Regions from separate parts of the Homo sapiens genome. Here region 2 is linked to region 1. A link is an interaction called in ENCODE POLR2A ChIA-PET data of the cell type or tissue named here. Cell type or tissue: B cell. All regions are shown on one strand. Each heading gives the region's core, and the rest is flanking DNA. Links, peaks and the distances in the headings are about the cores only.

Region 1 (2,916 bases), core at 133-2,632:
AGGGTGGAATGTTGAAAGTTGGGTTAATGTCAATCAGCTTTCTTTTGTAAAGTGTTCATTGACATGTGAACCTTGTCTGAGAATCTAAATTTTATTTCATGAAAGAAGAAAACAGTATATTCTCATTTAACCCAGAATTTAACTTCATATACTTGTGGCTGTATTGGGAGTATGCCATTGCTGTCTGTTTACAACCTGACCTACTCTACCTACTTAGAAGTAATTTGTGTTATGATAGGTGTGCTGTGCTGACATATGCTGAACATATTTGTAAGGGTGTTAAGTCATTGAATAAAACGCTTTTCTCCTCCTTTCAAATAACATTTTTTATTTCTGGTTATAAAAGTCATACAAGCTTACTGCAGGTTGTTAAAAAGGTATAAAGAAGAAACCGTCAATCCATTATAGTCCTACAGTTTAGACTTCCTGCTCCAGCCTCTCAGAGTGCTGAGATGAGCTAGCCATGCCCAGCCCCTCAAAAGATTTTTTAAAAAACAAAAATGAGGTTATACTTTAAAAAATTCTATATTCCTTTCACATAACAGTGTTATTTTGGAGGTTTTAGAATTTCCAGTAGCATTTTAGATTCAGAAACAAGCTGATTCATCCTCTACTTTGTACTTTAGGCAAGAAAAGAATTTTACCTAAATAGAATTTTGAACTGAAAATCTGTTTTTCTAACTTTTTATTTAAAGAATATTGTTCCATGCTTTCACAGTAGTGACTTTTAATTTTTATATTTTTTATTTTATTTATTTAGAGATGGGGGTCTCACTCTTGTTGCCTAGGCTAGAGTGAGTGCAATGGTTCTATTCCTAGCTCACTGCAACCTTGAACTCCTGGGCTCAAGTTACCCTCCTGCCTCAGCCTTCTAAGTAGCTGGGACTACAGGTGTGCACCACTGCACCAGGCTTTTTTTAAAGGCATAGAAAATGGTAGTGCTTGCATACAAAAATGGCGTAGGTACATACATCAGCGGACATCAAGACTATGTTCAGATCATAAATGTACATATATGTACCGATGCCATTTTTGCACGCAAACAAATAATGGAAATTGAACTCTAAACTGAAATTTGAAACAAGGGTTCTGGGGTGGGCCCTCTTGCTGATTTGTAATTGAATGTATAGTTCAATTTTTCCCCATCTGTTAAGCAAAAGACAATTCTAATGTTAGCAAAAATCCACATATCCTGTCATTGATCATTTTTTCCTTAATTTTCTTTAAGAGATGGGGCTTCTCTCTATGTTGCCCAGGCTGGTCTGGAACTCTTGGGCTCAAATGATCCTCCAGCCTCAGCCTCCCAAAGTGCTGGAATTAATAGGCACAAGCTGCCGTGCCTGGCCCTGTCATCAGTCATTTAACTTCATGCAAACTGAGTAGAATAAAACTCGTCCTTACTGTACCTTATTGCTTTTGTTTTATTGTTGGAACCTCCAATATTGCGAAAGTAGACCAAAAGTTGACTTATAGGAAAAACTGATAGCAAAAATAATTTTTCTCTTGTTGCTGTATTTCATGCCCACCATCCAGTTGTTAAAGCCTACTGTTAATTTCTCTCAGCCTCCTCCTTTCTGTCCAGGCTTATTCTATGCCATTCTTACCTTAACTGTTTTTAGCTTTCTCATAGAGTGAACTTTTTAAATTAAAATAAAATATCTGCTCGTAGTATTATAAAATTCAAGCAGTTCAACAGAATTTTTCACTAATAGAAATACTTGTACCTCAAAAGCAGCTTTATTTTACAAACCCAGCCCAATTTGTGATTAGATTTAACTTGAGAAAACATGAAATGTCTCTCATATTGTTTAAAAATATCATAAGTGGCTGGGTACGGTGGCTTATGCCTATAATCCCAACACTTTGGGAGGCTGAGGCAGGTGGATCACTTGAGGTCAGGAGTTTGAGACCAGCCAGGCCAACATGGTGAAACCCCATCTCTACTAAAATACAAAAATTAGCTGGGCATGGTGGCACACACCTGTAATCCCAGCTACTAGGGAGGCTGAGGCAGGTGAATCGCTTGAACCCGGGGGAGGTGGAGGTTGCAGTGAGCTGAGATAATGCCATTGCACTCCAGCCTAGGCAACAGAGCAAGACTCTGTCTCAAAAAAAAAAAAAAAATCATGAGCTAGCATTTTTGAAGTGATTGTTTGTCATTTTTCGTTTTGTTTTGTTTTGTTTTTTTTGAGATGGAGTCTTGTTCTGTTGCCCAGGCTAAAGTGCAGTGGTGCGATATCAGCTTACTGCAACCTCTACCTCCCAGGTTCAAGCGATTCTCCTGCCTCAGCTTCCTGAGTAGCTGAGACTACAGGTGCGTGCCACCACGCCCGGCTAATTTTGTATTTTTAGTAGAGGCAGGGTTTCACCATGTTGGCCAGGCTGGTCTCAAACTCCTGACCTCAGGTGATCCACCTGCCTGGGCCTCCCAAAGTGCTGGGATTATAGGCTTGAGCCTCGCCTGGCCTCCTCATAATTTTTTAACCTTTATAAAAACCTTTTCTAAAACCCTTTTTATTTTGAACTAAATTTAGATTTACTGAAATTGTGAAATCAATGTGGAGTTCTTGTATACCCTTCTTTCCGCTTTTCCTAATAGTAACATCTTACATACATGGTACATTTGTCCAAATTAAGAAATAAACATTGGTACAGTGTTAACTATAGACTTAATCTGGTTTCTCTAATTTTTTCACTAATGTTCTTTTTCTGTTCTAGGATCTAATTCAGTATACCATATTGTATTTAGTTGTAGGCCATGTTAGCCACCTTCAATCTGTGACAGTTTCTCAGTCTTTCCTTCTTTTTCGTTATCTTGACAAGTTTGAAGAGTGCTGATAGGTATTTTATAGAATGTCCGTCAGTTGTCTGTCAGTTTGTATTTGTCTGATGTATTTTTTTTTTTTTTTTGAGATG
Region 2 (2,916 bases), core at 256-2,755, 200 kb after region 1:
AGAGAAAGAGCAAGAGAGACAGTGTCCAAGATGGAAACTACAGCCCTTTATATAGCCTCAGTGGGGAGTGACGAACCTTCACTTCTGCTGTATTCTATAGGTCACCCAAACTCGCCCTGTTACAGAGTGGGAGAGGGCCACACAAAGGTCATGAGTACCAGAGGTGGGGTCGAAAATAAAACTCACCTGCAACCTCACTCTCCATAAACAATCACCGTGACATTATGAGGTGATTCCATATACATCTATTTACATGTACAGATTTTTTTCTGACTCTTACTTCATATGTTATTGTCCATATTTCCCCTCTATCTCCCTTTTCAGATGGAAATCCAGCTTTATTTAACCTCCTTTCCCTGAGGAAGAGGTACATTCAATGTTTATTATTATTATTATTACTTTGAGACAAAGACTTGCTCTGTCGCCCAGGCTGGAGTGCAGTGGTGTGATCTCGGCTCACTGCAACCTCCGCCTCCCGGGTTTAAGCAATTTTCGTGCTTCAGCCTCCTGAGTAGCTGGGACTATGAGCACGCATCACCACACCCGGCTAATTTTTGAAATTTTTTTTTTTTTTTTAGTAGAGACGGGGTTTCACCAGGTTGTCCAGGCTGGTTTCTGGTTTCCATGTTGCTGGTATCCCCTTATTCGATTATTTCAGCAAGGCTGATGTACTTCTTCCTCTTGAAAAACTTAAACTCATTCAAGAGTATGTGTTCTGAGGGGCAGGTGGGAGAGAAGGAAGAAGGCAGAAAGGAGAGGTGAGAATGGGGGGTGGGTGGTGTGGCAAGACTTCCGGGGTGACGCTGCAGAGGGTGCCTCTGAGGAATCGAGTCTCCGGGCCCACCAAGATTGATTCGTGTACCCCAGCCAGATGGGGGGCTTCCACGGACTGTGTGGAGTGGAAGAAGGCTGTATCCATGGACTCAAAAATCACAGGAGAATGCCAGTGTTTTGCAGCTATGGACGAGAGACCCCAGCACAACCATGGCAGTGGGAAACCCTAAAAATAACTGGGGACAAATTTTTATCAGGATGAATGAGAGCTCAGAGGCAGGACTAAGTTGATTAAAAGGAAATAAAGGAATCAAATATGTCTTGCCCATATAGTTTGTGGACTTATTCATACCTGCTACACACACACACACACACACACACACACACACACACACAACATTCTTTTCAAACTGTCATTTGTAGTCTTATTTTTGTATCTACCTTTTTTTCACTTCGTTTATGTAATGGACATGATGTAATGTCATTATCTGTACTTCCCAACCGTGTCCACAAAGTATTTTGTCATTTAGATTGCCACACATCACAATACGTCTGGCTTCACCTTCTGGGAGCAAGAAGCCAGGTTGCATTCCTTTTACTACCTAGAGATCCCACGCCCTGTGAACATCTCTGGAGAAACCTTCTCTTCCCTCCCAGGGAGCCCTTGGCCTTCATACTCCTAAGTCCTCATCCCCAGATACCTGCTCAGCCCAGCAGGCCAGCCAGTGCTGGGAACTCTCACCTGGGGGCCGGAGAATAGGGACACTGCTCCTCCCTCAGGAGTCTGGGGCTTCCTGGCTGCCACCAGGTGTCACCAGCAGCTTGGCAGGTGGGTGCATTTCCTGTCCCCAGCCACAGCAGAGACTCAGGCTCTTTCCTTCACCCTAGAATGGAGCTATTGGTTACCATGTGCAAGTTTTGTAAGAATGAAAGGATAAAGAAAAAAAAAGATGAAAATTATTGCAGCAATCATTGAGGCTGGCCACTGCATATTCTTATTCTGCCCCCCTGGAAGCATGGTGAAATCGTACTTCCCCGCCTTCTGAATCAGTGTTGGAGGCCAAAGAAAAGCGAGTGGAAGTGACACAGGTCACTTCCCAGTGGCAGGCTCACCAACCAATTTGCAATTTGCCACATTTTCCTTCTTCCTGCCACTACTGCTGTCCCGGTTCCAGACGGCGCCACTCCATCCGCTAGGCTCCCTGAGTAAGGAGGACATGGAGGACAGTCCCTAGCCACCCCAAGAAGGGCATGTAGGATGGATACAAAATAAATCTTTGTGGTTCTAAGCACTGAGATTTTGGCGTCGTTTGTTACCACAGCATAACTTAACCTGCCAAGATTGGTTAAACTTCTTTTTTTCAAAGAGACAGGGTCTCACTTTGTTGCCCAGGGTGGTCTCAAACTCCTACGCTCAAAGGATCCACCTGCCTTCTCCTCCCAAAGTTCTGGGATTACAGGCGTGAGCTACCATGCCTGGCTTATTAAACTTTTTAATAAAAGGATGAACCTACTCATGATCATAGAAACTTAACAGAAGGAAGGAAGGTGTGCAGGCCATTGGGATCATTTTAGGGTTCTTCCTCTTTCCTCATTCACTAAGAGGACGGCTTCAATGCCTGAACACTGCACAGAACACTTGCCTTTCCACTCTTTTAGGATCCAGCTACTTATTTTCAGGCCATCTCTGCAGGCCTCCATCCTGCTGTATCCTGAAGGAGATCTGGATTCCCATTCTGTCAGGTAACCATTACACAACTTGGGGTTTTCATAAGCAAGATGGCAGACAGAGCTCCAGGAAAGCTGCTCAGAAAATGCCATGGGCAACATAAAGAAGATGAAATTCTCGGCAAGGTGCACATTGAAACTTTTCTCCTGTAGTGCATTGGGAATAAAGGCAGGGTGGACCCATCCATCAGGCACAGCTGGGGCAGAGCCCAGAGTTCATGATAATTTTAGTGGCTCATGAAAATGCTTCAATTTTTTTTTAACTAGAAGACAATGTTTTAATATATAATGTTAATACAGACATACCGTAGGGGAGAAAGATTTCTCACTCATCACAAGGTTCGAGGCTGAGGCACCTATAATAAAAGACAGATTAACAAGAGAAAAGCACACAAATTTATTTAATACAAATTT

The links. Peaks named below come from ENCODE experiments on the same cell type or tissue, not always from the same donor. Only the 100,000 strongest peaks of a DNase experiment are listed, where the experiment ranks them.
Region 2: POLR2A ChIA-PET joins it to region 1 with 5 read pairs; 4 of 35 experiments call an interaction of 5 or more read pairs at or near these places.

What each region holds. Positions count from the first base shown.
Region 1 is chr2:65,111,356-65,114,271 of GRCh38, reverse strand. The region is part of intron 1 of RAB1A (RAB1A, member RAS oncogene family); the gene reads left to right. Among named protein-coding and RNA genes, the nearest start is that of RAB1A, 17 kb to the left of the region's middle. In B cell, for the core only: no CTCF peak of the experiment used is centred there; no DNase peak of the experiment used is centred there; H3K27ac peaks cover 728 bases.
Region 2 is chr2:64,912,102-64,915,017 of GRCh38, reverse strand. The region is part of intron 1 of LINC02245 (long intergenic non-protein coding RNA 2245); the gene reads left to right. Among named protein-coding and RNA genes, the nearest start is that of LINC02245, 19 kb to the left of the region's middle. In B cell, for the core only: no CTCF peak of the experiment used is centred there; DNase peaks (open chromatin) are centred at 607 and 1,527.